3 separate regions of the Homo sapiens genome follow, and regions 2 and 3 are each linked to region 1. The links are chromatin loops, found by intact Hi-C in ENCODE. Cell type or tissue: chondrocyte. All regions are shown on one strand. Each heading gives the region's core, and the rest is flanking DNA. Links, peaks and the distances in the headings are about the cores only.

Evidence for each region. Hi-C counts contacts between places; a loop is a spot of excess contacts. Peaks named below come from ENCODE experiments on the same cell type or tissue, not always from the same donor. Only the 100,000 strongest peaks of a DNase experiment are listed, where the experiment ranks them.
Region 2: it touches region 1 in a loop (2.4-fold over the local background); 2 of 110 quality-filtered maps call a loop at or near these places.
Region 3: a loop joins it to region 1, with 4 times the contacts of the local background. A loop is called at or near these places in 13 of 110 quality-filtered maps.

What each region holds. Positions count from the first base shown.
Region 1 is chr1:31,784,469-31,794,995 of GRCh38, forward strand. It overlaps SPOCD1 (SPOC domain containing 1), which reads right to left. Exons shown (of 16, transcript NM_144569.7): 11 at 9,656-9,767; 12 at 9,279-9,429; 13 at 8,810-8,960; 14 at 8,210-8,299; 15 at 7,747-7,933; 16 at 5,954-6,823. The coding sequence ends at 6,135. Among named protein-coding and RNA genes, the nearest start is that of ADGRB2, 25 kb to the left of the region's middle. RefSeq lists an enhancer at 3,694-4,469 and silencers at 4,255-4,304, 4,635-4,924. In chondrocyte, for the core only: a CTCF peak has its summit at 4,923; DNase peaks (open chromatin) are centred at 4,183, 4,943, 7,833, 8,863 and 4 weaker places.
Region 2 is chr1:31,455,241-31,465,767 of GRCh38, forward strand. The region is part of intron 1 of LOC124903900 (a long non-coding RNA gene); the gene reads right to left. Among named protein-coding and RNA genes, the nearest start is that of SERINC2, 47 kb to the left of the region's middle. In chondrocyte, for the core only: a CTCF peak has its summit at 4,993 (motif pointing right); no DNase peak of the experiment used is centred there.
Region 3 is chr1:31,389,243-31,399,769 of GRCh38, forward strand. LOC105378623 (a long non-coding RNA gene) reads right to left here and starts at 588. Exons shown (of 3, transcript XR_947141.3): 1 at 525-588. RefSeq lists a silencer at 5,460-5,754. In chondrocyte, for the core only: CTCF peaks have their summits at 5,562 (motif pointing right), 5,792, 7,554 (motif pointing right) and 7,753; DNase peaks (open chromatin) are centred at 5,571 and 5,868.

The DNA of each region.
Region 1 (10,527 bases), core at 1,107-9,106:
TCCTCTTCCTCCTCCCTCATAGCCCAGGCCCCCTTTTCTCCTTTCCCAGCTCCTGCACCCCCAGGCCAGGATGCCAGGAGGGCAGCCAGGTCACTGGACTGAATGTCATGATTTGTTTAAAGTCTTTATTGGCTGAATGACTGAATGAGCAAGTGAATAAATGAAAAACAAGGACTGAGCGAATAAAAGTCAGACAGAAGGCTGGACGGACTGATGGAAGAACAGACTGACAGGCAGATGCTTTGGCTTTGGGGCCCTCAGATCTGTTTCCCTGAACATTATTGTTTTCTGCCTGTTTTGATTAGATGGTGGGAGGCAGATAGGGGAGGCAGGCTCTCTGCAAGGTCAGCTGTGGCCTGGCGAGTGGCTCACCCTGCAGAAGGGGCCCCTGTGCCTGTGGCGTTAGAGGGAGAATGCCCACATGCATCCAAGTCCTTCTGTGTCCTGTAGATGTCTGAGTGTGAATGAGAGACCTTGGGACAGGCTCTATCCTGGCCTGGGGCAGTGGGGGCTGAGGGGAGAGGCTGATGAGCTTCATTACTTCCTTATTTACACCCCAGCCTACTTCTGGCGGAGCCAGGCCTCAGTGCCCGCCTGGCAGCCAGCGGGTTAGCGGTGATGGAGAGCTCCCTTGGGGCCTGTCAGCCTCCACCATCTGGCCAGGCTGGGGAAGGTGGGGGGACCTGTCGCAGGATACCCCTCTGGGCCCTCCGGCTTGGCACTCGGCTCATCTCAGAGAGTGATGGGCAAGTGGACATGTGGGGGTGCAGCTGTGTGGGATTTTGTGTGTGTGGCCAGCCTGTGCACACACTGGCTAGGTCGGGGTGTCACAAGCAAAATGTGATGTGTTCGTATTCGTGACTGGCCATGTTTGTGTGTCTGCATGACTGTATTCTGTGCATGACAGTGTATGTCCCAGAACGCGAGCAAAGTGCATGGGTCTCACGTCTGGGGGTTTTCCCAGGGAAGCTCAGGGTGGAGACAAGGGTGGGGAGGGCTTGAGCCCAGTGGGGACTGGAGCTGTGGCTTTAAGAGGAAGGTGCTCAGTGAATTCCTGGCTCAGCTTTCAAGCAGGAGAAATTAACCTCCATGTCAATCTCTTGAAAGGGGCTGAAGTCCCTGTGAGGGAAGCCAAGTCAGGCTGAGAGCATCCCTGCCTGTCCTTGAGCCCCATTCCGGTGGTGGGCAGTGGGGGGACAACTCTGCTTTCAGGCACCATCCCAGGCTTCCCAGGGAAGCGTCCCTCCCTGGCCCCAGCACAGAGACAGGACACATGTAAAGCCACTCGGAAGTACAGGCACACAATTACCTAGACATGGACACTGGCACAGCGTGATCACACGTGATCCAGACACCCACATGTGTAGTCACAGATCTGCTGGGCACAGTACACGTACATATACCCAGGCATCATGAGACACTCACCTCATGCAGCCACACAGACGTATAGGCACATGCATGTTTACACACAGTAATGTGCCCATACATGGGTGAAACACATTCTTGCAAAGATGCACATGCTTAGAGTCACATGCATGCAGACACACTTGCATGTTTTCACACACATTCTGTCCCTCCCGTGTCCCCTCCCACCCTCCAGTTCTCTCTCAGTTCAATTCTCTCCAGTTCACTCCAGTTCTCTCTCAGTCCAGGGCCCTGCTGCCGCCCTCACCCACTATGGACAACCCTCTGAAGGGCATCACAGGAGGGTTGCATGCATATGTGACCCTATGAGTAAAAATCTGTGTGTGTCTACACGTCTGTTTGTATATGTGAGTGTCACTGGTAGTCTGTGTGGCTCTAGCTCTGTGAAAATGTATCTTTATGACACTGTGGGTATTTTTCTGTGTATCTCTGTGTATGCTTCTGGAAGGCCCTATGTGTGTCTGTGTGTACCCGTCTGTGAATGCGAGTATGTGAGACAGTGGGGAATTTTTATATCTATATGACTGCATTCTGTGGGCCACCTCTCTAAGTATGTCTGGATGTGTATATCTCTGTGTGCATTTGCATATCTGTGCCTGTGTACATGCCTCTGCGGTCCAGGATCCACAGTCTGGCTCAGTGGGCACCCCTGCCAACAGAGGCTGTGGCCCGGGGTGGGGCCAGGCAGGACTGAACTGAATACCCTGGCCATTGACAGTTGTATTTACAGAGCTCCGAGTAGGAACGTAATTGCTTCTATTAATCTTTCTCCGGTTGTTAATTGCTCACTTATCGGGTTGTGTATTATGCCGACTGTTGCTCTTAATTCGCCTCCATAGCTGCAGGTGTTTGCTGCCTTATTAACTGTTAATCGGCGCGACTAGGGATGGAGACTTAATTGGCCCCCAGAGTGGGACACAGGCGGGCCAGCCGGACACTGCCAGGCTCACAGCCTGTCCCTGGAACCCTCACCTGTGGAGCACAGTTGGCTGGCCCACCGCCATCCACCAGCAGACAGCAGTCTTGCATACAGCAGTCAGAGTGACAACTGCAGAGTATGGTCTCCATGCAGTCCTACCTCCTCCAGGAAGCCACTCAACCCCTTGGAACCCAGTTCTTACATCCCTGTCCATCACCAACAATCTTCCTCCACACAGGATAGGAGCCAACCCCAGTTTTTAAATGAACAAGAGCCTCCAGGAATTCTGCTGCTCCTATCCAGCACACTTAAGGGGTCCCTCTCGGCTTCTGCTTGCACAGTGCAAAGAACAGGGAACTCCCTCCATGGCACTGTTACATAGCTGCAGCAACGAGAAGGTTCTCCATACTGAGCTGACTTATTACCCCCCACACAAGTTGAAACAGAGGAGTCCTTACTGCCTACAACAGGGAAACTGAGGCTCAGAAAGGGCAAGGGGGTGGCCCCAGGGTTCCCCAGTCCTCTCTGGTAAAGGAACAGACATGTGGCTCTCCAAGCAGTTTCTGCTCTCAGTCTCCCTTCCATCCCAGTCCTGCTCCATCCCAAACACCTCAGTCCTGGAAGGTACTTCCTTAGCCACCACCTGCTCTGCCCTGGTCTTCGGGCCTCCCAAGCTCAGCTGTCACTGCTACAGCCGTCTCAGGCTCCAGGCCTTTGGGACAAGAAAGCAAGTTTTCTGGAAACCAGTGGGCTCCCTGAGAGAGACAAGGGTATAAGGGGGAGGCGGTAGGAGGGTCCACACTCACCAACCTGACCTCCAGCTTCCAAGAAGGACAAATAGAGAAAACAATAGTCCTCATCCTGTGCATCAAATCCAGTCTGCCCTGACATCTGGAAGTTCTTCTGGTGTCTAGTTGTCATGTCTTAAGCGGCAACTGAAGTTGATTTGCTTTGGTTGGGTTCTGAGAAGAGTTGGGCTCCAGGGAGGGAGGAAGGGAGCACCACTGAGTGCCTACTGTAGGCCAGAAAGCAGCAATTAGTGTGTGTAAAAGTGGCAACCAGTTAAACCCTCCCATCACCTGGTAAGTTAGAGATTAGTATCCCTGTTTACAGAGAAGAAAACTGAGCCACAGAGAGGGTAACTAAACTTGTCAAGGCCACACAGCCAGAAAAGGAATTGGAGTGCCAACAAGGCCTGGCATTGCTTGGGAAGCTGGGTGTCTTCAGTCAGGGATATCTGGATGGATTCATGCTAAGGGTTCAATAAGGGGACGTGGGGAAAGGGAACTGATGGTCACTGTCACAGCTCACTCATCCACCCCACATCTGAGAACATGGACAGGCTAAACACTCACGCATGCGCAGCCCACATGCCTATCAGACGGGATGAGGAAGAAGCAAAGAGAACCGTCCAGGGATAGTTGCCCAAACAAGTTCCGGCCCCGCCTCTATGTTAATGACATGCAGATATATGTAAATTTGTACAAGCAACCGCTCAAACCTTTGGGAGCAATGGGGTGACACAGGAGCAGTTGCTATGGAAATCCAAAAGCGATACCCGCTCTGCACCCCCACCCCCCTCACAGGCAGGCGCACAGACACGTGCACAAAGACGCAGGGTTCTTCACTCCGGAGCCAAGAGGATCACGGAGTGGCAGAGTGTGAACCGGAAGGACCCTCAGAAACTGCGTCCAGCCGGGGGAAGCTCAGGCCCGAAGAAAGTCACCGGGAGAGCAGTGTCGCGATCCCTGGTAGCCTGGGGCGCCTTCCACTAAAACCCAGGGCGCGAGGTGTCCCTTCCGGGTCCCGGGCGATTCCGGCTCCGGCCTAGCAACAACAAGCCCCGCCCAGCGTTGCATAGCAACGTCCCTGGAGCCTAGCAACCGTCAGTCACGCCCCCTAGCAACGTCATGCCTAATCCTCGCTCCAGGCTTCTGCCGAGAGAGAGAGGGGCAAGGGGCTCGTGGACTGGGGCCAAAAGGTGGCGGGGGTGGGGGAGGGTGTCATGTTTAGCAGGCTGCAGGATTTCGGGGCCCACCTACAGCCCTTCCACGGGCGAGCTGTTACAGAGCCGCGTTATCACCCCCATTTACAGAAGGGAAAACTGAAGCTCCCAAAGGAAATCCCTGCCCAGGGTACAGAGCTCGCTCTTGCCTGCGTGTTCCAGGAGAGCGGCTCTGGCGGCTCTCCGGAGGAAGCCCTGGACCTGGAGGGGAGGGAGTGCACACCCGTTTCCCTCCATACCAACTGCATTAGGAAAACCACCCAAACTGTGGGCTCAGAACCAAGCTGTAGGTTTGCATAGTAATTTGCGTCATTTGCATAGAGCGCGGAGGCTGCGGCGCTCCCAGGCCATTTCGAGCCGGAAAAGTTCCCGAAGGAGCCCCGCTCCCTCTCCCGGTTCAACTGTCCAGCCCCCTCTCCCTACCCCTCACCCGCACCCCACCCGCATCCTACCCCGCCCCCGCTTCCAACTCCTTGCGCTAAGTTCCCGCACCTCGCCCCACCCCCCGCTTTGACTCCGGTCCTGCCAGCCCCGACCTCCATCCCAAGGCCGAGGGCCCCCTCTGCTGTCGTCCGCGGGTAGGGCAGCCGCAGAGCTCATGGGGCAGAGAAGAAGGGCTCCCCCAACCGACCATCGCCCCACCCCTTCCAGTCCAGCAGGGGCCAGGGTGAGGCCTGTACATGGGTGGACTTTGCGAAGGGGTGAGCAAAGAGCGGGTAGGGCCCTTCTGGCCCCGGGGCGAAGGGTGGGGTTCTAGAGAGGTTCTCTCCTGGAAGCCAGGCCCCTTTCCCCACGCTGGGTTGGTTGGCCCTGGCAGCTGGTTCCCCCATCAGTCCGCAGATGCAGCTCTCTCGAGGTACACCCCACATGAAACGCTTGACAGTTGCAGTTGCTGTTAGAAGCTTGTTCTAGGCCCAAGGCAAGGCAGCACCGTCCAACCCTAATACCAGTCTCCAACCCCACCCTGAATGCCCACCACCAAGGCTAAGACCTTTGACATTTTCTAACACCAGTCTCTGGAATCTGGCAAGAGATACAGAGAGGAGTCACCCAATCTGGATCTCCTGACTTCCTCAACAGAGACCTACACACAGGCAGGCCATGAAACTCACACAGATACTCTCACATGCTTGCAGGCACACTAGTGCACAGAGATCCCTGAGAAGCACATAGACAGAGACTCGGAGGGAATATGGTGAAGGTATGTACTATCCTTCCCCATCTAGTCAAAGGAAAAAAAAATCTTAGTATTAACTGAAAAATTTAAAGTCCACTGCAACTTGCTTATCTTTTCCTCTCTAGCAATCTCTTGATGTCTGATGTCTGTGACCCTCCAAAAGGCTCTGTCCATTTCTCTCTCCACCCCCAACCTCGGTCCTACTTTCTTTCCCACCACCACCTCTTCCTCCTGGTTCAGAATACTTGCAAAATGCTTCCAGAAACCACCGTGGCAATAGCTGTGCCCTGGGGCGCAGTGATGGTTCAGGACCTCAGACCAGCAATGAGCAAGGCTGCACATTTGTGCACAAGACACTCACTGACACACCCACTCAACCCACATCTGACCAGGACCAGGGGCTCTCCTGACCAGCTAGCAGATGCAATCCCAATTTTACCAAATTCTTTATTGAACAAAAAATCAACAGCAAACATTGTCAAACAGGAAGTTCAAACAGGGCAGGTGGGTAGGGCTGACCATCCTCTCCTTGCAGTCCCACCTCTCTCTGGAACAGGCTTCAACACTAGTGAGGGCATCAAAACCCCTGTTCTGGTGGGTAAGGAGGGTCAGGCCTTTCTAGGGAAGGGACACTCAGAGCCAGCTTCATCTGTAGGCCCCAAAGAGGAGTCACGGGCTGGGCCAGGGGGCTCTGGAGCTGCAAGGGCGCTAGACAAACGCTGCAGAGGGCGGGGGATGGAGCTCTTGGTCTGGGGGCACAGTAAGGCTTGGAGCTGGTGACTCATGGTCGCCAGGGATTCGAGGTGCCGGAGCAGGGCTTGGTGGGGACAGGAGTCCCTGTGGAAGTGCTGGCCACGGCCAAAGCCATGACCAGCTGGTGCTACTGAATAGGGATGCTGGGACTGGCGCAAGCCTGGCTCTGGGGGCCACTGCCCTCGCCCAGGATGCTGCCAGTTTTCAGGCTCTGGCCAGAGCCTCCCCCTGCCTCTGGGGGGCCTCTGCCAAGCAGAGATTCCCCTTGGAGCTATACTGCCCCTGCCCTGGCTCTGCTGCCAGGCACCTCCTGGGGGAGGGGTGCCCTTCAGGGGCACATTCGGCCTCCTGTCATCTGGCTGATAGTATCTCTTCTCCACCTTACTGTTGAAGGAGACCATCTTTTGAACCTTCCCCAACCAGGGGCTGGACCCTGCTGTGTCTGGAAGCCCTTCCTTGGGGAGCAGCACAGCCAGCAACAGACTTGAGTGAGTGACCTCCAGACCTGGGGAAAGGAGAGGGGAGACAGGAAGAGCCCAAAGGCCTGCGGGGAAGAACTGTGTTCAGCTTAGCTGCAGCAGATCTGGAGCCTACATCCCAGGAAGGGCTTCTTCACAGTGAGATGGGGCCCATGAGATGCTGGGAAAAGTAAGTAGGAAGGTGGGGCTGTCTCGGAAGATTTGAGCTCTGCGGGATCAAGGCTTATCTGGCTGAGGCTGGGGTATGGATTGTTTGACCTGAAGACTCTACAGACTCAAAGTCTACCTCATTGTCTCAGGACATGGAGCCCCAAAAGGCCAAGCGCTTTGCTCAGGAGTGGGCAAAGCGCCCACTGCCAACCTCGCTGCTTTCCTGAGCCACGCCGTGGAGGGTGTCCATGCACAGAGGCCGAGCTCGGCCCCCCGTGGCTGTGGCGAAACATCCCTCCCTCCTCTCTGAGGTGACATTTACAGTCAAGTGTGTGTAGGTCCTGACTCTGTCCTGCTGCCTGGGTCAAATGTGGCTGTCCCTGGAGTTTCTCTTCAGGGGTGCCTACCTTGAGAGGCAGTGTGGTGTGGTGGTTAGGGGCCAGGTTTCTGAAGCCATGTTGTGCTTCACACAACGTGTGAACAGAGTGAAGCCCAGTTCTGCTGTTGACTGACTGTGTGACTTTGGACAAGTCATTTGCCTTCTTCCTCCCTCAGATTCTTCTTCTATGAGATGGACAGTCTAGTCTAATAGTACCATTCTCATAGGGTGATGAGACTACAAGAATTCATCTAGGTAAAGCTTTTAGAACAATGGCTGGCATGCAGTTCATGATATCCAAGCGTGAGCTATTACTGTCATTGTACTCACATTTGCCTGGCTGGGTGAGGAGTTCCCTTCTGAGATGTGCCTGCCTCTACTGGGTGACTGTGTCAACCGTGCCTGGTCTGGTCACCAAGTGAGCAGAGGCAGGGTCTGGTATGGGGACTAGGCACTCACCTGGGCCCCCCAAAGGGCGCAGCCTGGTGGGCAGGGGCTGGAAGGCAGGCAGGGGCAGCAGGACCATCCCCATGTGCTCCACAGAGGCCAGCCCGTGGCGCTGCCTATCATTGAGGTATGAGTAGAGCAGGCGGCAGTTCTGGGTGTCCCGGGCCCCATGTGGGCACAGTCTGACCACGCAGACGTCCTGCGGTGGCAGGAGGAGAGCAGCTGTAAGCGCAGTCATCCTCTGCTCCTGCCAACACCCCTGGGCTCCCTGAAACCCCTGAGAACCCCGTGAGAAAGTATGTCTCCATCTTCCAGAGGAGGAAACAGAGGGACCTGTCCAGGGTCACACAGTGAGTCTGCAGTCACTCTGGGAACTAGACCCAGATATCCAAGCCAGGCCTCTGCTCTAGAAGTGGAGAGGGAGGTGGGAGTAAGGTACTAGGAAAAGAGGGGGTGCCCAAGAGTGGGCAGGTACCTTGGCCTTGGCTGGGCAGATGCTGGCCAGAAGGTCCCAGACAATGTTGGAGGGGATGCAGCCTGCCGAGCGGATCACGGTGGGCAGAGCCTAGGGGCAGGAAGGATGGCCAGTCAGCTCCCCAGCTTCCCACCCACTCAGGGTGGACGCATTCCCAGCCACCTGGAAGGCTGCAGCCTGTGGCAAATATGGGCAGGCAGTGTTCCAGGACCCTCAGTGGCTGCCCAGAAAGCTCTAATTGCCCCATGGAGGTCTGCAGCCTGTACTGGCTAATCTACAACTTCTCCAAAGCCCCTCCCTCCCTCCTCTATCCTCTGCTCTCATCCGACACTTTAGCTGATCATTAAGTCACTCAACGATCACTCCTAAAACCCTCCTTTGGGCCCTTCTTGCTATGGGTGACAGGGAGTCCTTCACCCTGTTTGTCTCTGTAGGAATGGGACCAACATCTCATTTGCCCCCATGCCCTGCACAGGGCCAGGCACAGAAAGGGGTGCCCATGAATTGTTTTAGAATGCATGAGTGAAAGAGAGAGAGAGAGAGAGGCTGCCTGGGCTGGTCAGTGTGTAAGGGAATCCCTGGCGAGGAGGGCAGGTGCACCTGGACAAGCCGACAGCTGTGTCCCGAGACCAGCTGGGCCCTGGCCCGGAACCGCTTGATGGAGAACATGTCCAGAACACCTTCCCAGGGTGGCAGGCAGGGCAGGGCCTTTGTGGGTGCAGCAGGCACATGGAGCCCAGATGGAGGGACCCTAGAGGGAGGGACAGAAGACAGGGCCAGACAGAGCAGGCCATGAGGACTTCCCCGGCACCTCCTTTCTTTTCAGAGCAGATCCTGTGTCCCTACTGTGGGGACTGGAACACTGGCCCAAGCTTGGCCTTGTGCAGGGGGCTGCCAGGAGGCTGGGATGATTAGTTCCATTGCACAGATGGGGAAAGTGAGGTTCCCAAGGGAGGGAAGACTTGCCCAAGGCCACACAGGAAAAGCCAGTGCTATGTCTGTTGCACCAGGTGGTGGCCTCCCCCTCAACCCTGCTGGGTTATCCACCTCCCTGCTCCCAACCCCACACCTGTCCTGTGGTTCCGTGGGAGACAACTCCCTGGTTTTGGGCATCTCTGGAGCAGGCATAGGAGTTTGGCTTAGGGCTTTCTGGAAGATATTGTCCCCGCAGCTCTTGGCGGCTTCGAAGGAGCCTAGCAGCTCATTCGAGGGCTCCCAGTCTGCAAATAGCAGAGGCAGGAGCTGAAACAGGGGCAGCAGCAGCGCTGAAGCCAGCCCAGGGCTTTAGAGCCAGGGTTGAACCAGGTTCTTTTCTAGGTGACCTGGGGCACGGGCACCCCTGCTCTGCCACCCTCTCCCCAGGCCACAAATCCCTGTTGCTGCTGAACTGCACGCTCAGCCCCAGCCTGGCTGCCACCCCTGCACCCCTCCCGTGTCCCCTCCCACCCTTGCAGATGTGGCAGTTGGGGTCTAAGAAGTGGTGGTCATGCTGCCCCGTGGTGTCCTCTGATGCGATGGGCAGGGCCTGTGGGCTGCAGTCCATGAACATCTGCGGTCCCTGGGAGGCAGAAGACAGAGGGGCAGGCTGAAAACGTGGCTGGGGGTGCCCGGAGGCCTCCATGGGTAGGGGGCCCCAGGATGTGGTTTATTTTTCTCAATAATAAATGTTGTTTTATTACCAAAATACTGTGAACTCATAAAGAAAATTTGGAAAACACCAAAACTTGAAAATTAAAAAGAAAATCACTTCTTGTCACACCACTCAGAGACCACTGTTGATATCCTGGGTATTCCTTTACAATCTTTTTCTTTTTTTTTCTTTTCTTTTTTTTTTTTTTGTTTGTTTGTTTGTTTTTTGAGACAGAGTCTTGCTCTGTTGCCTGGGCTGGAGTGCAGTGGCTCGATCTCGGCTCACTGCAACCTCCACCTCCCCGGTTCAAGCGATTCTTCTGCCTCAGCCTCCTGAGTAGCTATAGGCGTGTGCCACTATGCCCAGCTAATTTTTGTATTTTTAGTAGAGACGGGGTTTTACTATGTTGGTTGGCCAGGATGGTCTCCATCTCTTGACCTCATGATCCACACGCCTCGGCCTCCCAAAGTGCTGGGATTAAAGGTGTGGGCCACCGTGCCCAGCCCTTTATAATCTTTTTCTATACACAGGGTTTGGGGGTCCTTTTCCTGAAACAGCTGGGATCATATATTCAACTTGGTGTTCTCTTTTTGTTCACTAATAATAGCAGAGGCATTTGTCACATCATATAGTCCCCGTAGACACTGCTGTGATGGGGTGAGACTGGAGTGGACGTCTCACCTCTGTT
Region 2 (10,527 bases), core at 1,531-9,530, 330 kb before region 1:
AGCTCATGCCCGGTCCGTGAGAGGACCACCCAAGTGGAAAGGGGACAATCTCTGTCTCTGGGCTGCCTGTCACACAAGTCTAACAGTCACTTTTGTTTAGCATGAGAACAGAATATTTAATCCATTCAAGCCAAGCATTTGTGTCCTGATACCCTGTGTCAATTGCTATAGTTTGTTTTAAATCTTTAACCTCTACAACTACTTTGGTTTTATCATTGGGTATATAACAAGAGAAGGTTTGGTTAGCGGAGAACTTAAGAGAGGGAGAAGGGGGTGGAGGAGGTGAGGCGGCAATGAAGCGCATTTCAAAGGATCCTATGGGGGTTGTTCCCTGAGACTTCTGCCCCTATACCATAGAAATGGCTTAATGGAGGGGAAGAACTCTGGGGAGCAGCGATGGTCATCTGTACTGGATTCCATTGGTTCAGCTGACAATGTGGAGGGATAACTCCTTTAGTAAAATGAACATATGGTTTTAAGAAACTGCAAGTACTAGTTGGAGCAGTCCATCCTCGCTCTTTAGTATTTTATAGGTCCATATAGTATTTTATATGGACCAACTTCAGCAGAGAAGCTCTGCTGTAGAAGGACAAGATTCCCAGTTTATACTGGAATCTTCGTCAAACTCTTCTCAAACTAACCTATCCCAGTTAACAGATTTCCAGTCTAAGGAGAGCTAGGGAGGATAAATATACTTTTCTGAAGCAGAGAGTTGCTTCTGACTTGGCAAGTCTCCACAGCGTATAACAAAGCAAGCATCAAATGTAATATTTTGAGGCAAAATTGGCTTGGTTACATTAATAACTAGGTGGTCAGCAATAGAATGAGGAAAGAAGTAATAGAATAGATGAAAGAGAGTTAAATTTTTCTTAGCTTTAGTTTGGTAGGGTTTTCCTCTGGGACTATGGTCCATGACCGTGGAGGGGGCGGCGCTTTCTTGACTCGAGTGTGAGGGGTCCACCCTTTTTCTGCTGTCCGGACTGCAGTTTCAGTAGTTAGGAGCGCTAGGTAAGATCCTTCCCAGGCTGGTTCTAATTTTTCCTTTTCTCTAACTTTTGACAGGGACGTGGTCCCCAGGCTGATGTTGGTGTGCTGGAAACTCTAGGGGTGGCACCTGTGCTAAAAGACCTTTAGTTCTGAGGGAAGGGAAAGTAGACGATAAACCAAGTATATAATTTCTGAGAAATTGTTCTTTTGTTTTAAATGTAGAGAGATCAGTAGTAGAATGTAGATAAGGCAATCCATAGAGCATCTCATAAGGGGACAGGCCTGTCTTTTGGGGGAGCAGTTCGGACTCTTCACAGGGTAATATGCCTTCCTACTTTCCCTGATGAAGGTGGATGCCAGAGAGTATGATATCCCCATGTTATATCCAGTATCTGTGCTAATTTCTTAGTGACATGTGCTGTGAAATGAGTCCTATTATCTGAATCACTGTTTTCTATTAATCTAAACCTGGGTATAATATTTTTAACTAATGCCTTGATTATATTATTAGCATTTGTACTTGAAAAGGGAATAGCTTCTACCCAATGAGTAAGGTGATCTACTATTACTAATAAATACTTTAGACGACCAGTTGGAGGCTTCTCTGTGTAATCGATTTGGATACTTTGGAATGGGCTTAAGCCTGGACTCCTTCCCCCAAGTGGTAATCTTTTACTAAGCAATTGTCTGTAACCTGTTTGGCCGGGGTACACATTTCTATGCACTTATAAACTCTGAGGACTGTGTTACACATGGCTTGGGGCCCCCAGTGGGTCTCTTGATGTAGTTGGGACAAGATTTCCCTCATAAGGGGTTTGGATAACATTTCTCTCTGGTCTAGCAATATCCATTTTCCTTCTGAATTTTCTTTAGCACCATTTTTGTTCGTTTTTAAACCAAAGAAAGCCAAACACCACTTTATATTTGACAATGCTTCCTGTATGATTTTATACCAGATAAGCTAAATTTTACCTTTATATTAGTGTGCTATTAATGTTAAGCTCAATTTTAATAAAATCTTGTAGACATTATTTATCCAATATTAATGTCTGACCATAAGGTAAAATTTTTACTCTTTTTAACCCTTTATGATTTTTGTTAAAGAGCAGTTTAGTGCTTTAAGAAAAACCTGTTGTGCTTTTTTTTAATGTCCAGTTCGCAGAAAAACTGGATGATACCCCCTTAACTTTAGCCAATATGTTTACACACAGAATTTCCTTTACAATTAACGTTTCAAAGCTTGCTTAAACCTTCAAAACACATTTTTTTAACCTTTTAATGTAGGTAAAAATCCACATTATTATACTTTCTTATACTCCTTTTACCAAAAGTATATTTTACTTTCCTTACACACCTTGCATATAAACTGTTTCTTCAATAGTTTTACATTCAGGAGGCCTAATTACTTTTAAATTATACAACATTTCTTGCATAAATTCCCCTTTATAACATTTTTCACAACTTTCACAGATAATCTTCAACATGCCTCAACTTTCTGACTTGTTGCAAACATCCCTTTCTTTAAACAACCAGTTAATTTATTTTAGGACAAGAATTTACCATATAAGATTCTTTTTATATAAATTCTCCTTTTTTAAATGTCAGAGATGATAACTAGTTTTCTCCAAAGCAAACTTCCTTCATGTCGGTGGACTAGGCTGCCTAAGGCCACAAGATTAGAAGTTAGGATAATACATGTTATACTGCTAACTTTTAGCAAATGTGGAAAGTAAAAAGTTCCTCTTCCTTCAAAGTTTCCCTTCTTGTTAAAGAATAAATAATAAATGTTAGAAATAATAGTTTCTTTTAAAGACTAACTTCCTTCAAAGCCTTCTTGCTTTTTGCTAATAACCCTTTATTAAGCCCTATCCTATGTAGATGTTAGATATAAGGAAATAAGTACATCCTATGTCCTTGTACTTTAACCAAGATATTGGCATGTCCCAGTTCACAGCCTATGCCCCTTTCTTATTTGGAAATGTTATTACTTCTCTAAGTCCTTTTGCAAGCAACTTCCTCTTTTCCTTTTGTTCTTCATTGCCTTTACCTATTTAGGAAAGTTTTAAGTTGTTAGCCAATCGGGTTTAGCTTAGACTGTGACTGTTAGCCAATCGGATTTAGCTTAGACTTAGACTCCAAGCAATGGAGATAGGACACAGCAGTAAGGATCCAATGTGTAAGGGATAAATATTCCTGATTTGTTTGTTCAGTGTGCTCTCATGGCAAGATTGCTGATAAGTAGCACCCTTTCTGCAGAAAGTAAAATTGCCTTGCTGAGAAAACTTTTTGTCTGAATGCTAGTTTTTCCTTGTGGCACTGAGGAATAAGCATTTACTTCTAACAGTTCTGGAGGCTCCTCTGGGATTCCCATTCTCCTTTCAGAAGGGGTCTTTGGTCACCCCCTCAGGGAGGCATACCCCACTGCCTTGTTGTGGTGGCCTTAAGGGCTGGAGATCAAAACCCATCCTTTGCAATGAATAAACCCGGGCTCTTAGCAACACGGGGAAAGAAGGGCTTGCAACACTGCTGTGACCAGGTAATTCTGTGCACATACCAAGGTAAGAAACATCACAAGGGGGTGACAAAGTATTTCCTTGATGGTCAAAATTCTGGAGGTTGAGTGTGAGTGTGCATGCGTGAGTATGGTGTGAGTGGGTCCTCTCTGCAAATTCTGTAATCATTTCATATGGCTTAGAGGTAAGAGAGGGCAAAACAAAAGGAAAGGAGTGAAAGAGACCTCCAGAAGGTGAGGGGGAATAGTTAGAATCCTCCCTGGGAAAAGAAGGGTGAAAAACCTCAAGCACGTGAGGTTGTTTGTTTGTTTGTTTGTTTGTTATTTTGTTGCTGTTGTTGTTGTTTTTTGAGATGGAGTCTTGTTCTGTCACCCAGGCTAGAGTGCAGTGGTGCGATCTCCACTCACTGCAAGCTCTGCCTCCCGGGTTCATGCCATTCTCCTGCCTCAGCCTCCCAAGTAGCTGGGATTACAGGTGCCCGCCACCATTCCTGGCTAATTTTTTGTATTTTTAGTAGAGATGGGGTTTCACCATGTTAGCCAGGATGGTCTCGATCTCCGGACCTCGTGGTCCACCCGACTTGGTCTCCCAAAGTGCTGGGATTACAGGTGTGAGCCACTGCGCCCGGCCATACGTGAGGTTGTTTTAAGCAAGCCTCTGGAAAACGGGATAAGCAAGAAAACTCTGGGTCGAGAGGTTGAGTCTAACTGGTACTCAGTATAGGGAATATTTCTAGTAAAACAGGGAAGGGAAAGAATGCAGATGGTCAAATCCCCCCCACCGATAGTCCTTTAGGGCTTATGTTAAAGTATTGGAAAGACAATGAGAGGACTAAACTCAAGGGAAAGCAGCAAATGATAAAGTATTGCTGCTTTATTTGGACTAAAGAGCCAATCCTCAAGCCCACAGTTTTCTGGCCAAAGTTTGGGTTGGATGGGGACTGGGTTTGTCAACTCCTAATAATGTATGTTAATGACAAGAGTCCTCTCTCACAAGAAGAAATAGACTATGCTCTGTGCTGGCGGCAGGGGCCGTTCTTCTCTACCCGCTAAGAATAGATGGGAAGGAACTAGAAGGTAAAAAGGACTCAGAGGCTGTCTCATCTGAGAACAAAGTTTCTACTTCTAAGACATCCACGAGTAAGTGGGACCCTCTAGACCACCATCCCCCACTTCTCAAAAACCCACCACTCCCTCCTCAAGCAATTGCCGCCGCCCCAAACCCCATCCCAGACCCAGTTCCAGACTCTCCTCTGGATCCTCATACTCAGGTTATTCCTCCCCCATACAACCCGGACTCCTGGAAGTTATTGTCCCAGGGACCCAAGTTTTGTCAGTCTGAATATCCTTCTTTAAAGAAAGGACTTCAACGGGAAATACAACAATGTAGAAAGGATATTCAGAGTCTTCCTTTCCCCCTCCCCACTTCTAAGGATTCATCTTCAAAGTTCTTTCTTTTAAGGGAGGTACCACAAGGGGGGGCAATTTGCCTTGTAAATGCTCCCTTAACTGGTTCCGAAGTCCGAAGTCTTAAAAAAAAAGAACTCAAGCCATTATTAGATGATCCTTATGGAGTGGCAGATCAAATTGATCAGTTTTTAGGCCCGCAGTTATATACCTGGGCTGAATTAATGTCCATCCTAGGTATCCTCTTTTCAGGGGAAGAGCAGAACATGATCCGCAGAGCTGCTGTGGTGGTCTGGGAGTGTGACCATCCTCTGGGCCAAAATGTTCTGGCAGCAGACCAAAATTTCCAGCCAAGACCTGGAGTGGGATAACAATATTGCAGCCCACAGGGATAACATGAGAGATTTAAGGGAAATGATAGTTAGAGGAATTTGGGAATCAGTGTCCCGACCTCAAAATCTCTCTAAGGATTTTGATATACAGCAAGAAAAAGATGAAGGGCCTATGAAGTTTCTAGACAGAGTGAGGGAACAGATGAGAAAATATGCTGGTTTAGACCCAGAAAGCCCCTTTGGGCTAGGATTGTTAAAGTTGCACTTTATTATTAACAGTTGGCCAGATATTGCAAGAAAATTGCAAAAACTGGAAAATTGGAAGAATCGGTCAATAGAAGAGCTTTTGAGAGAAGCCCAAAAAGTATATGTAAGTAGAGATGAAGAAAGGCAGAGACAGAAAGCAAAAATCTTTTGACAGAGTTCACCAGGACAAATGATACCAGGGGCTAAGTTTAGACCCACACCTGCAAAGTTTTCTAGAGAAGGTGAAAGAAGAAAGTCAGGGAACTCAGGAATGCAAAGAGAAAGAAGGCAAGATCAGTACGTTAAGGGAGAAGGTCAAAGTAAGTGCTGTAAGGGCTGTGGATGTGAAGGTAAGGAGGAAAGACAAAGGGGCCCTGGGCTTGGGAGAGAGGAAGGACAAGACAGATGTTACAAATGTGGAAGACCAGACCATTTTAATAGGTAATGTCCGGAATTAGAAAAAGTAGAAGAAGCTCTTCCACTCATGACTACCTTTGAAGAGGAATAGGGGGGTCAGGGGCTCTGTCTTTTCTATTTTGAGTCCCACCAGGAACCCTTGATACATTTAGAGGTGAGACCCAAACATGAATTAATCACCTTTTTAATTGACTCAGGAGCTGCTTGCTTGTCTGTTTGTTTTCCCCCAGCTGATTTAACTTGTTCTACAGAGGAATTGCTAGTTTCTGGGGTAAAAGGAGAAGAATTTAAGGAGAAAGTTTTAGAAAATACAGAAGCAAAATACCAAGATCAGTCAACTTGTATTCAACTTTTGTTAATTCCTGAAGCAGGAACCAATCTGTTAGGGAGAGATTCAATGTTAAAACTAGGTATAGGTCTGCAAGTTGGCCCAAAGGGTGTTCTAACTTCCTTAAATTTGCTTACCACAGCAGATGAGAAGTCCATTCATCTCGATGTCTGGCCAAGGGAAGGAAACTGAGGAAAGCTACGAATTCCTCCAATACATATCAGGTTAAGGACTCCAGGGGAGGTAGTGAGAAGAAAGCAATACCCTATCCCTTTAGAAGAAGGGTAGGGTTAAAGCCTGTAATTGAGAGTCTTATTAAAGATGGACTACTTGAACCTTGTATGTCCTCATACAACACTCCAATTTTACCAGTCAAAAAATCAGATGGGTCATACCAACTAGTGCAGGACCTTACAGCTATCAATCAAATAGTCCAGACCACTCATTCTGTTGTACCCAACCCTTACACCATTCTTAGTAAAATTTCACACAGTCATCAGTGGTTCACAGTAATAGACTTAAAGGATGCATTCTGGGCAGGTCCCTTGGCTGAAGACAGCCAGGATATATTTACTTTTGAATGGGAAGGTCCCCATTCAAGATGGAAACAACAGTATAGATGGACAGTTTTACCCCAAGGATTTACAGATTCACTCAATCTTTTTGGTCAAATCTTAGAGCAAGTATTAGAAAAAGTTGTTGTCCCAAAGCAGCTACGTTTGCTCCAATATGTGGATGATATTCTTATATCTGGAGAAGACATAGAGAAGGTAGCTGGGTTTTCTACACACGTTCTTAACCACTTACAGTTTGAAGGGTATGGGTCTCAAAGAGAAAGCTTCAATATGTAGAACCTGAAGTTAAATACTTAGGCCATTTAATAAATGCAGACAAAGGAAGAATAGGACCCAAATGGGTCAAAGGAATTGTGTCTTTGCCCTTGCCTCAAACCAAGCAAGAACTCAGGAAATTTTTAGGGTTAGTTGGATACTGCCATTTATGGATTGACTCATATGCATTAAAAAGTAAACTTCCATATGAGAAGCTAACTAAAGGAGAACCTGATCTCTTCATATGGACTTCTGAAGAGGTTGATCAGGTTGGGGAGTAAAAGGAAAGACTCATAACTGCTCCTGTCCTGGCCCTACCCTCTCTAGAAAAACCATTTCATCTTTTTGTTAACGTAGATAATGGAGTGGCTCTAGGAGTGCTTACCCAAGAACATGGGGGCTGCCGACAGCCAGTGGCCTTCCTGTCAAAAGTTCTAGATCCAGTCGCCTGCAGATGGCCTCAGCGTATTCAATCCATTGTGGCCACGGTGATATTGGTTGAAGAAAGCAGGAAATTAACTTTTGGAGGATATCTGACAGTGAGTACACCTCAACAAGTCAAGCTATCCTAAGCCAAAAGGCAGGAAGATGGCTCACTGACTCCAGAATTTTAAAATATGAAGCTATCCTATTAGAAAAAGATGATTTAACCTTAACTACAGACAATTCACTTAACCCAGTGGGTTTCTTGACAGGGAACCCACTGCTAAAAAGGGAACACCTATGTCTAGATTTAATTGACTACCATACGAAAGTCAGCCCAGATTTAGTAGAAACCCCCTTTAAGACAGGGCAGCTTTATTTACAGATGGTTCCTCCCAGGTAATTGAGGGAAAACGACATAATGGGTATGCAGTAATCGATGGGGAAACTCTCAAAGAAGTTGAATCAGGAAGATAACCCAATAGTTGGTCTCCCCAAGCCTGTGAGCTATTTGCACTTAGCCAGGCCCTAAAATACTTATAGAACCAGGTAGGAACCATCTATACTGACTCTAAGTATGCTTTTGGGGTGTCTCACACATTTGGAAAAATTTGGGCCGAACGGGGCCTTATTAATAGTAAAGGTCAAGATCTTGCTTATGAAACATTAATTGTGTCCTGAATAATCTTCAGTTACCAGAGGAAATAGACATTGTCCATGTTCCAGGACACCAACACAACTTTTATTTTGAAAGTTGAGGAAATACTCTTGTGGATCAAAGAGCCAAGCAAGCTGCTGTTTCCTCTGAGACACCATCTTTCACTTAACTCCTTGTCTTCCTTCTCCCACTGTAGTTCCTATTTTCTGTCATACTGAGAAGGAAAAATTAGTAAAAATAGGAGCTCAAAGGAATTCAGAAGGGAAATAGATACTCCCAGACCAGAAAGAAATATTATCTAAGCCTCTTTTGAGGGAGGTTTTATCTTAACTACATCAAAGAACTCACTGGAGCCCCAAGTTATGTGTGATGCAGTTCTCAGGGTTTATGGGTATATTGAGATTTATACTTTAGCAAAACAAGTTAAAGACAGTTGTCTAATTTGTAAGAAAACAAATAAACAAGCCCTAAGAAAATTACCACTTGGAGGAAGAAATCCAGGACTAAGACCATTTCAAAGTGTCCAAGTTGATTACGCTGAAATGCCCCCACCTGGTCAGCTAAAGTATTTATTGGTAATAGTAGATCATTTCACCCATTGGGTAGAGGCTATCCCTTTTTCAAGTGCAACCGCTAGTAATGTAGTTAAAGCAATAATTGAACATATTACACCCAGGTTCGGACTAATAGAAAACATTGATTCAGACAATGGAACCCATTTTACTGCACATATCATTAAAAAGTTGGCTCAAGTACTAGACATAAAGTGGGAATATCACATTCCTTGGCACCCATCCTCCTCAGGGAGAGTAGAAAGGATGAACCAAACCCTTAAAAGCCACCTAACTAAATTAGTCCTAGAGACCCGGTTGCCATAGGCTAAATGCCTTCCTATTGTTTTATTAAGGATTAGAACCTCCCCTTGGAAAGATGTTGGCCTGTCCCCTTATGAAATGTTATATGGGTTGCCTTACTTATATTCCACTGCTCATGCCCCCACATTTGAATCAAAGGATCAGTTTCTCAGAAATTATATACTTGGTCTCTCCTCTACCTTTTTTTCACTTAAAACCAGAGGTCTTCTAGCACAGGCACCACCCCTAGAATTTCCAGTACACCAGCACCAGCCTGGGGACCATCAAAGGACGGAAAGAAGCAAAACTCGAGCCAGCCTGGGAAGGACCCTACCTCGTGCTGCTAACCACCGAGACTGCCATTGGCACAGCAGAAAAAGGATGAACACATCACACCCAAGTCAAGAAAACGTCATCACCTTCGGAATCGTGGGTCATTGTTCCAGGATCAAGCCCTACCAAATTAAAGTTAAGAAAAGCTTAATCTATCTATCTTTTATTTTTCTTTTCTTCCCTTTAACTACTCCCCATCTTATTATTAACGTAACTAGATCTAACTCACCTCAAGTTATTACTTCTGATGCCTGTTTAGTTATACCCTGTGGAGATTTGCATAACCAAAGACAGTTTACTACTTCGGAAAAATATCTCTGTCCCTCTTGGACTTCCTCAGATTGGGAAGACATATTGAGTTCCTGCAAGGATACTAGTAATCCAGAGAATACTAGTTGTATTAATTGGTGGGAATCAGACTCTTGTCCCTCTAAAACAGAATCTCTATGTTCTGCTTGGTCTAATGTCCTATGGAACACTAAAGGTCTAAGATAGACTGCTTCCACGGGTCTTTGTCAGTCCTTAAAACCATATATTCATTTCACCAAAAGAATTACTCCTTCTAGCTGTCAATATAACCAGTGTAATCCTATACAGCTTACTATTACTATTGCAACATCTGAAAACTCTTCCCCTTCATTAAGTCATATTTATGGTATGGGAGCTGACATTTCAGGAAAGATAGTAAGGGAATTTTTGAAATATGCTTTATTGCTTCTTCAACCTCTATCAATCACTCCTCCCAGACACAATGACAAAACCAAAATCTCCGTAGTAAAAGTAGAAAACCTAAGGCAAACCATAGCAATTGAGACAGGGTATCAGGATGTAAATGCCTGGCTAGAATGGATTAAATATTCCATCTGCACTTTAAATAAAAGCGATTGTTACGCTCCTACACATGGTAGGCCAGAGGCCCAGATTGTCCCCTTTCCACTCAGATGGCCCTCTAATCGACAAGACATGGACTGCATGGTAGCTGTTTTTCAAAATCCTACAGCCTGGGATAATGAACTGTGCCAAACTGTCTCTCTGCTATTTCCTGAAGTGCAGCATCCTGCGGGTCAGCCCCCGCAGGCCATCCAGCCTCCATCTTCCAAGAGCAACTTTACCTCATGTCTCCAACGACAAGGGGAAAATTTGGTGTTCCTTGGAGACTTAACAGGATGCAGTGAGGTCAGGCACTGCCAAGAGCTGACC
Region 3 (10,527 bases), core at 973-8,972, 400 kb before region 1:
ACCTAACACTTGTTGAACATTTACCTGTGCCAGGCACTGTTCCAACACTTTATAAATACTAACTCATTTAATCCCACAACCCTATGAAGTAGATAATTTTTTTTGTTTTTTGTTTTTTGTTTTTGAGGCAGAGTTTTGCTCTTGTTGCCCAGGCTGGAGTGCAGTGGCGCGATCTTGGCTCACTGCAACCTCTGCCTCTCAGGTTCAAGCGATTCTCCTGCCTCAGCCTCCAGAATAGCTGGAATTACAGGCACCCGCCACCACACCCAGGTAATTTTTTGTATTTTTAGTAGAGACAGGGTTTCACTATGTTGGCCAGGCTGGTCTCGAACTCCTGACCTCAGGCGATCCACCCTCCTCGGCTTCCCAAAGTGCTGGGATTACAGGCGTGAACCATCGCGCCCGGCCCTGAAGTAGGTAATATTTTTTTATCCCCATTTTATAGGTAAGGAAGCTGAGACACAGAAAAGTTAAGTCACTTGAGCAAGATCACAGCTAGTAGGAGAGGAAGCCGGAATTTTAACCTGCTGTAGACAGCATGGTCTGTCAGTTGTTGATGTGACTGTACTGGGCATGCCAGGCACTGTGAACCCAGTGGTTCCAGGGTCTGCCCCTGAGGAGCTCAGGTCCTCTGTGAAATGATGAAAAAAGGTGATTATGATGCAGCGTCTTTTTGACTGGGGTCCGTGGTCAGTCCCAGGAGTCCCCAGGATGGTCACTTGGCTGGTGGAACAGATGATTTTCTTTCACTACAGTCACAATATTTGGAAGATGTCTGCATGAGAGATAGTCCTTTTTACCTTTTTACAGACAAAATTGTCAAATATGTAATAAAGGCATTTTCACTGATAGCATACACTGTCAGATAATGGACAGTCCACACGGCAGCTGGTTACCCAGCCTAGATAGAGGGCTTTCTCAATGGTGAGAATGCAAGGAAACCTGCTCTGCCGGTGTGTGTTCTGGGCACGCAGCGGGCCTCATTTATGACTTAGTTCAACATTACAAACCTTCGGGAGCCCCACCCTCCTTCTCTGAGAGTTGCCGCTCCCTACTAGGTATGGCCCCTGAGGCCATGTTTGTATGCTTTGACTCCTGCCCCTCCAGCTTCCCGGAGGGGATACCCCAAAATGAAGGCCTCAGAAGCAACTGAGACTGACTGATCCAGGAATGCCTATCTGATCCAAGTAGGCCAATCAGGTCCTTTGTCTGGGGCTTGGGAATCTGCATTCCACTGGCTGGGACTGGCCCCTGAACTGAGAACAGGTAATCTTGGGAACTGTAAAGCAGCCACCTTCACATTCACTGCGGTTTACACAGAAGAAAAGAAGCAGAAAGCTCTCTACAGGAGTAGAGAAGAATGAGGCAGTGAAGAGGGGGAAAGTGCTGAGCTCCAGAAGCCATCCAGCTCCACAAGGGGCCACAATTGCTCCCCCAATCCTTATGATAACGCCTGATTTTTCTTTCCGTTAGCCTGAGACAGTTTCTGTTCCTTGTAGTCAAAGGGCCTTATTTAAGGCACTTGAATTAGAAAACATCAAAGAGAAGAGAGTGCCGCAAATCTCCTAAATGTGTTGGTTTTATGGTCATTTTTGAATATGACAGACTCCAAAGCCGTGGAGCTTACATGTGTCCTGGAGTATCCCCAGTGGAAGCTTGAGGTTGTTTGTCTCTGTGTACATCCCCTAGTGGAGTGGAGATGGCTTTCCTGATAAGAAATGTGCTTTGAAAGGACTTTATTAAGCTTGGAATTGCCCAGTGGTTTGCTGGACAATAAATATTTGAAAACTAGTTTCTCAAAAATCCAAATGTATAGGTTATATATGGACATATATTTATTATAAATTTTACTGATATAAAGGCTGTGTAGGCCAGGCACAGTGGCTCGTGCCTGTAATCCTAGCCCTTTGGGAGGCCAATGCGGGCAGATGGCTTGAGGTCAGGAGTTCGAGACCAGCTGGCCAACATGATAAAACCCAGTCTCTACTAAAAAAACAAAAATTAGCTGGGCATTATGGCACACACCTGTAATCCCAGCTACTCAGGAGGCTGAGGCAGGAGAATCTCTTGAACCCGGGAGATGGAGATTGCAATGAGCTGAGATCGTGCCACTGCATTCCAGCCTGGGTGACAGAGTGAGACCCTGTCTCAAAAAAATAAATAAAGGCTGTGTAGCACACAGCTTAACTTACAAATGACACAATATGCAAACTCCTTTTTTTTTTTTTTTTTGAGACAGGGTCTCACCCTGTCACCCAGGCTGGTATGCAGTAGGGCGATCATGGCTCACTGCAGCCTTGAACTCCTGGGCTCAAGTGATCCTCCTGCCTCAGCCTCTTGAGTGCTGGGACTATAGGCTCGTACCATGACACCCAGATCATTTAAACAGTTTTTTTGTTTGTTTGTTTTGTTTTGTTTTGTTTTTTAGACAAGGTCTTGCTATGTTGCCCAGGCTGTCCTCAAACTCCTAACCCCAAGCAAACCTCTCACATGGGTCTCCAAAGCACTAGCATTATGGATGGGAGGCACCATGCTGGTCCATATACAAACACTTGATAGTAAATTCCATACAGCCAATTGATTCTGGCAGAATGGTTTCATTAATTTTTGCCAAACTCATATCTGTAGCCATCCTATGGTTGCAATTCAACCAAAATTTGAAATTGAATTGCATAGATACCAATCTGCTAATTATTTTCCTAATAAATTTATTGTCATTAAATGTGCTACAGGATCTACTGTTAAAATATTTTTCTTTTTTTTTTTGAGACGGAGTCTCGCTCTGTCACCCAGGCGGCAATGGCTTGATCTCGGCTCACTGCAACCTCCACCTCCCGGGTTCAAGTGATTCTCATGCCTCAGCCTCCCGAGTAGCTGGGATTATAGGCGTGCATCACCACCCCCAGCTAATTTTTTTTGTATTTTTAGTAGAGACAGGGTTTCACCATCTTGGCTAGGCTGCTCTCGAACTCCTGACCTCAAGTGATCTACCCGCCTTGTCCTCCCAAAATGCTGGGATTACAGGCGTGAGCCACTGCACCCAACCTACTGTTATAATATTTTTCACCCTTCTACAGATATATTCATTAAACAGAAACTTCTTTCAGCTTTAGCACCAGACTTGACAAACTATTAAGTTTAATTTGCACTTTTAACATTTTGTCTATCACTTTCTTTAGTCTTGAAAGTCAACAAAACAACAAATCAGTTCCTTATTTGTACCTATCAGGACTCAGACAACAATACCCCAAAATGAAGGCCTCAGAAGCAAAAGTTTTTCTTTGACCTTCTCCTGTCCTCTTGTCTTTCTGTTCCATTCTCCCCTGAGGCTAGCCATAGAAACTAGAATCTCTCTTCCCCAAGGCTAGCATCCCTTTTCCCCAAGACATTTCACGGAAAACAAACCCCTTTTCCCCCGAAGCCAGCCGTAAAACCTAAAAGCATTACTCTGGATTTTCCTCCACCTTTCTGTGTGAAAAGAAGTTATCTTACCTACCTTGACTCTAGGTCATAAGATCCTCATTCTAGAGTGGGTCCTGCCCCATATTCAGAAGGAAGGAATGAATGCTCAGAGAGGCCAGGAAGAATCCAGGCAGAAGTCCTTGCTGGGCTTCCTCACTCAGTCTATTAGCATTTGATCATAGCCTTTTCATCCAGTCATATTTCTACATGGCTGTCCATACTTTGTTGAACCTAAGCATAAAAACGAATAGTTTTCTGTTTTTCTTCAGGTCTTCATGCTGAAGGCTCCCATGTACATGTTAATAATAACTTTTGTATGCTTTGTCTCCAATTTTCTGCCTTTTGTGAGTTGATTTTTCCATGAACCTTCAGAGGGCAAAAGGGAAAATTTTCCCTGGCCCCCATATGCTGTTTACCAATTTCTGTGGTGTAAATACCCCCACTCGGCTGATTCAAGCTGCTGCCACGATGTTATGGAGCCAAGAGTTAGGAAGAGATGTGCAGAAGCACATCATTATGTCATAATTCCACTACACAGATAACAACAGATGTAGGGCTGGGTGCGGGGGCTCACGCCTGTAATCCCAGCACTTTAGGAGGCCGAGGTGGGTGGATCACTTGAGGTCAGGAGTTCGACACCAGCCTGGCCAACATGGTGAAACCCTGTCTCTACTAAAATTACAAAAATTAGCCCAGCATGGTGGTGTGCGCCTGTAATCCCAGCTACTCGGGAGGCTGAGGTAGGGGAATTGCTTGAACCTGGGAGGCAGAGGTTGTAGTGAGCTGAGATGGTGCCAGTCAGCTCCATGTAGTGAGCTGAGATGGTGCCACTCAGGCAATAGCAAGACTCTGTCTCAAAAATAAATAAATAAATAAAAATGAAAAAAAAATAAATGTAGGTAAACTCAAGAGAATAGATAATAGTGAAATATAGTAAAATAATTAGGAAGTGATGATTTTTAATATCTTTGTTTTAATATAATTTATTTAATTGTAAATGTATACAATTTAATTTTAAAATTTTTATTATGATGATATATATTTTTTGGGGACAGGGTCTCACTCTGTCATCCAGGCTGGAGTGCAGTGGCATGATCACAGCTCACTGCAGCCTTGACCTCCTGGGCTCAAGCAATCCTCCCACCTCAGCCTCCTGAGTAGCTGAGAATATAGGCATGCGCCACCGCACCCCGTTAATGTTTAAAATTTTTTGTAGAGACAGGGTCTCACTATGTTGCCCAGCCTGATATTATGATTTTTTAAGAGATGGAAGTCTCACTATTTTGCCCAGGCTGATCTGGAACTCCTGGCCTCAAGTGATCCTCCTCTCACCTCAGCCTCCCAAAGTGCTGGGATTACTGGTGTGAGCTGCTGTGCCCAGTATACAATTTAATTTTTAGCAATGACTGTTAAACAGCCCTCTTGCAAAATGCCTGAAACTTTAGCAATTTGCTCTTGCTAGCTGGTGTGAGCGGCTCTTATACACTGATGGACTTGTCCCCAGCCAAAGGCATCCCACAGGGCATTGTCAACAAAAGAGGCCCCATGATATAATATTTATAATTATAAATATTAATACTTTTTGACCCAGTCAAAATCATCTCCCAGACCTCAAGAAACTCTTCTTGGGGTCACTTGCACCTCCTCTTAATTCTCCTAAACACATTGTTGCCATTTAGACTACTGAATGTCAGAGCCAGAAGGGTCCTGAGGCCATTTGGTGCCTTCAACTTGTGAAGATGGGGAAACTGAGGCCCAGGGTAGGGCAGGGACTTGCTTAAGCTCATTAACATTGAAAACCAAGTCTTATGGCTCCCAGGTCAGGACTCATCCTATTAACTCCTTTCTTAGGGATAGGGAAGCTGGCCCAGAGAGAGGAAGGTGAGTGCAAATTCACACAGCAAACAAGCGTCAGAGCCAGAGCCTGGGGATTCTCCTCGCCCGCCCAGATCTCCTCGGAACCTTCACCTTCCTCTTGGGCCCTGGAAATGAGGCATGTGCGCGCCTCCTCCGTGCACCCAGGGCCAGGCGTTGAAGACGGAAGGGGCGATTCCTGCGGGTGTTCTTCTCGGAGCTGAGGTTGGCACGCACCAGTTTGTCCACCGGGGGGCACTACGGAGCCGAGCTAGGAGAGCGCGCGGGCTCCCGGAGCCTCCCAGCCCTGATTGATCCGCACTTGAGCCCGGCGGGAAAACAGGTGTCCCGAGAGGAGAGGAACTAGCCAGACGTCACCCTGAGAACTAGAGACAGAGCTGGCACTTGACGCGGACCTCCTGACACCAGTCAGGTGCACTCTCCCGGCGTCTAAGCGCGTCCCTCCCCCTCTTCCGGGGGCCGGGCTGCTACTTCTTTTCCTGTCAACTGGGGTCAGCGAAGGCCCTCCTGGGCCAGGCTGTGCAGAACCACAGCTCTGTCTGGCATGGCATTGCACCTCCACTGGACAGTGGCCGGTGCTGAGCGACACATGCCTCATTCCCTCTCTGTCCAGGGCCGCTCCCCACCCCGCCTTCTTCTTCTTCTTCTTCTTTTTTTTTTTGGAAACGGAGTCTTGCTCTGTCACCCAGGCTGGAGTGCAGTGGCGCGACCTCGGCTCACTGCAATCTCTGCCTCCTGGGTCCAAGCCATTCTCCTGCCTCAGCCTCCCAAGAGTACCTGGGATTACAGGCGCCCGCCACCACACCCAGCTAATTTTTGTATTTTTAGTAGAGACGGGGTTTCACCATGTTGGCCAGGCTGGTCTTGAACTCCTGACCTTGGGTGATCCGCCCATCTCGGCCTCCCAAAGTGCTGGGATTACAGGCGTGAGCCACCGCGCCCGCCCCGCCTTCTGTCATCCCGTATCAGCGCAAGTCTTTGCCGTTTACCAAACATTGTCACACCCTCTGATTACCTTCTTTTTCTGAGTAGAGAGGAAGGGTGGCGGGGGCTGGGGTTAGACCTGAGCTTCAGTCTTGGACCAGCTACTCAAACTCACCTCGTTACACAATCACTTTGTGCCTTGGTTTCCTTATTTTAAAGCAGAGATCATAGTTCTTATCTCACAGGGTTGTTGAGAGGATTAAAAGAGGTAACACAGCAAGTCCTTGGGAACTTTTCTTTTTGAGACAGGGTCTTGCTTTGTATCCCAGGCTGAAGTGCAATACCGCGATCGTGGCTCACTGCAGCCTCCACTTCCTGGCCTCAAGCAATCCTCCTGCCTCAGCCTCCATGTAGCTGGGACCACATGCGGCTCCACCATGGCTAATTTTTTATTGTTTTGTAGAGGCAGGGTTTTACTTTGTTGCCCAGGCTGGTCTCCAACTCCTGGGCTCAAGCGATCCTCCCATCTCTTCCTCCCGAAGTGCTGGGATTACAGGTGTAAGCCACCTCACCTGGCCCTTGGGAACTTTTTATCATGATTGAAACCTGCACAAGCATCGTAGGAGAGATGGAACTGCCTTCACCTTACACTGGCAGAACTGAGGCTCTGAGAGGCTCTCAGTGAGGAGTCATAAGGGAACTTTTTATTTGAGCGCCAGGTGTGATTGACTTAGGGGTATAAGAAGTAGAACTTTCTTTCTCTTCAATCCGGAGCTGTGTCTAAGCTGGGATGGGAGATAAATGTACGTGCAGCTAAGGCTTGGTAGGTCCATGTGTGTGTGTTCCCAGGCATGTTTTCTACATGGATCACCTTGCAACACCCATTGTCCTTTTTGCTCTGAGTGGCCCTTCTGGGGCTGACATCTCTCTCTCTCTGCTTCTTCTGGGCATTACTAGAAAGGCAAGAATTGTTCTGCGGAGTTGGGTTCACAGTGCGGCTCGGGGTCATTTGGTCACTGGGCTCTGGCCACCATCTGCAGAGCCAGAGGTGTCTCTGCAGTTACCATTCACTCCATCTTTCCTCCCCTGCCAGCCTCGGAAGCCTGTTGTCTGCCTAACCAACAATCTGCTTGAATTGGGAGAGAGAGAATAGCAAAAGGGAAAATACCCAGAGAGAAACAAATGAATCAATGATTTAGATACCTATTTCTGGAGTGCCTTTTATGTAGCACTGTTTTAGGCCCTGGGGTAACAGCTCTGTGCAGGCTGACACAGTCTCTTCTCCCAAAGTGACCTCCAGGGGGCAGACAGTGATTGTCATAATGCTTAATATGCATGGAGCCCTACTATGTGCAGGGCCCTGTGTCAACTCATTTACTACTTCCGACAGTGTAATGATATAAATGCTTCTGTTATCTTCATTGTATAGGCGAGGAAACAGAGGCACAGGGAGGCTCTGTATCTTGCCCAAGCTAGTAGCTAATGGAGGTAGGATTCCAATTCAGACAGTCTGAAAATTAAGCAAGGCCATGGGGTGCAGAAGGGTTGACTTCCTCAGGGAGGAAGTGGTCTTCTAGCTGAGACCTGCCTAATGAGAAGCAGCTGTGCCTAGATCTGGGGGATGAGTGTTGCAAGCAGTAAGATTACTACAGCAAGTGCAAAGGCTGAGACAAGAATGAACTTGATGTGGTCAAGAGCTGGAAAGGAAGCCTCTATGACTAGGAGGGCAGGAATGAAGAGGAGAGAATGGAAGGAGGTGAGGGGAAGGGTGGATGGACCCAGGTTGGCAATATAAAACCCTTTAAGGGGTTTGCAGCCATTGGGCTTCTTCCCTTGCTCGGGCAAGGCCAAGCCCTATGCCCATAAACCCCAAAAGGTCATTATCTTTCTGTCTCCATGGGTGGCTAGGGCATCCATTGAGGGGCTGCCCCTAATCTCCCACTGGTCCCACTGGTCCTGGGAGCCTGATGACCATCCACTTTCTGGAATGTTGGGGAGGATGCCAAGGGAGGGCCTAGGGCCCAGAGAAACCCTTTAAACTAAATGCGGGGTGGGCAGGAGGTGTTGACCCGTGAGTCAGAGGCCAGGTAGTGCAAAGGCACTTTAATTGGGGTCATTAAGATCACCAAGCTTTGATGCCCCAACCCTGAGTCAAGCCGTCCCGTTGACCCCCCTCAACTTCCTGGCCTCACTGCTTGCTACCCCCAGTGACAGGAGAAGTCCCTTTGAGGGCACTAATTAGAACTTCCTCTTCTAGATTCCAGGGCTTTCTCCCTGACTGGGGTCAGGGAAACAGCTCCTTCCAGAGATCAGCCATGGCCCCACCCCTCCCACTTCCTCCAGATTCAGGAGTTTCCACTGAGGCTGGTACAACCACAATCCCAGGGCCTCCCAGCCCTGCCCACAGTGAATTCTTGCCCATGGGGGTCATTCCCTCTACTTGGAATGCCTTTTTGACTTTTGTTTACATTGATAATTCCATCTACCTTACTCTTCAAGGAATAACAGACTCCTTCCTTTAATTCATGCCATCATTCTTTCTTTGTTTTCATCCATTCATTCATTTCATTCATAAAATTTAGGCATTCATTTGGTTCCTGCCAGGCACTGGGGATACAAGAGGGGGTGGGACTGACCCTGAGGTCAAGGGGTGTCTCATCATCTGTGGGAAGCACAAGGTAAACCAGCAGGACCTGCTACATATTTGGCAGGTCCCAGTGCAGATGAAAATGCAGAGCCCCTTGTCCAAAATGTACTATGAATTTCAAAACAGCGACAGCAGAGCATCAAACCAGTCTAGGGGCCCTTCTTAACCGTAGGGTCCCTCTGCAGAGGTCATACACCCATACAAGCTGGCCATACAAGCTGGCCCTGTAAGCAAGTGATTTCATGAGAGATGTGTGATGGAGGTGAGCCTGAAAGTCATCAGAGAGGAGGTGATGTCTGTAACTGCCAGAGCCAGGAGGAGAGAAGCCACATGGCTGTTTCTAGAAACTGCAAGTTGTCCAAACAAAAGGGCCAGGAGCAGCTGGAGTCAGGCTATGTGGGGCTTTGTGGACCAGTTAGGGAGCTGGGTCTTTATTCCCAGGCAGTAGGGAAGCATTATTAGATTTTTTTAAAAATCTAATAATTTTTAACCAAGAGCATTATTAGATTTCTTTTAAAAAATTTATTTATTTATTTATTTATTTATTTATTTATTTTTTGAGACAGAGTTCCCCTCTGTTGCCCAGACTGGAGTGGAGTGGCGCGATTTAGGCTCACTGCAACCTCCACCTTCAGGGTTCAAGCAGTTCTTCTGCCTCAGCCTCCCGAGTAGCTGGGACTACAGGCGTGTGCCACCATGCCCGGCTAATTTTTGTATTTTTAGTAGAGATGGGGTTTCACCATGAAACCAGCCAGGCTGGTTTCAAACTTCTGACCTCAAGTGATCCACTCTCCTCGGCCTCCCAGAGTGCTGGGAGTACACATGTGAGCCGCTGCGCCCGGCCAGATTTTTTTTAAAAATATCATTCTGGCACCAGATATGAAATACAAATAATAAACATATGAAAAATACAAATAATAATATATATGAATAATACAACAAATACAATGGAAAGAAGTTCAACTTCATTAGCAATTAAAAAAAATTAAAGATTAACGTGGCAAAAAGAAAAAAAAGAACAACGTAGGCAAGGCCAGGTGCCATGGCTCACGCCTGTAATTCCAGCACTCTGGGAGGCCAAGGTGGGTGGATCACTTGAGGTCAGGAGTTTGAGACCAGCCTGTTCAACATGGTGAAACTCTGTCTCTACCAAAAATATAAAAATTAGCTGGGCACGGTGGTGTGTGCCTGTAATCCCAGCTACTCGGCAGGCCGAGGCAGGAGAATCACTTGAACCTGGGAGGCGGAGGTTGCAGTGAGCTGAGATCATGCCACTGCACTCCAGCCTGGAGAACAAGAGAGAGACTTTGTCTCAAAAGAAAAAAAAAAGAACAATGTAGGCAAAATGGTGAAAAGAAAACTTTCCCACTAGCAGTGGGTCTATCAATGAGTGCAAATTTCTGGTGGCAATTTGTTTGGAAACCTCAAAAATGTGCACCCTAAGATGTTTTGGGAAGGATACTTAAGAAACTGGTGCCAGTGGTTGTTTCTGGGGAGGGGACCTGAGGGCAGGGGAAGAAAGAAACTTTACTTTTCTCTGTACACCCTTTGAAATTTTGTGCCACGTGTTTACATTTTCAATGTGTATCCCTTAACCAAATTGTTCCATCCCTATGCAT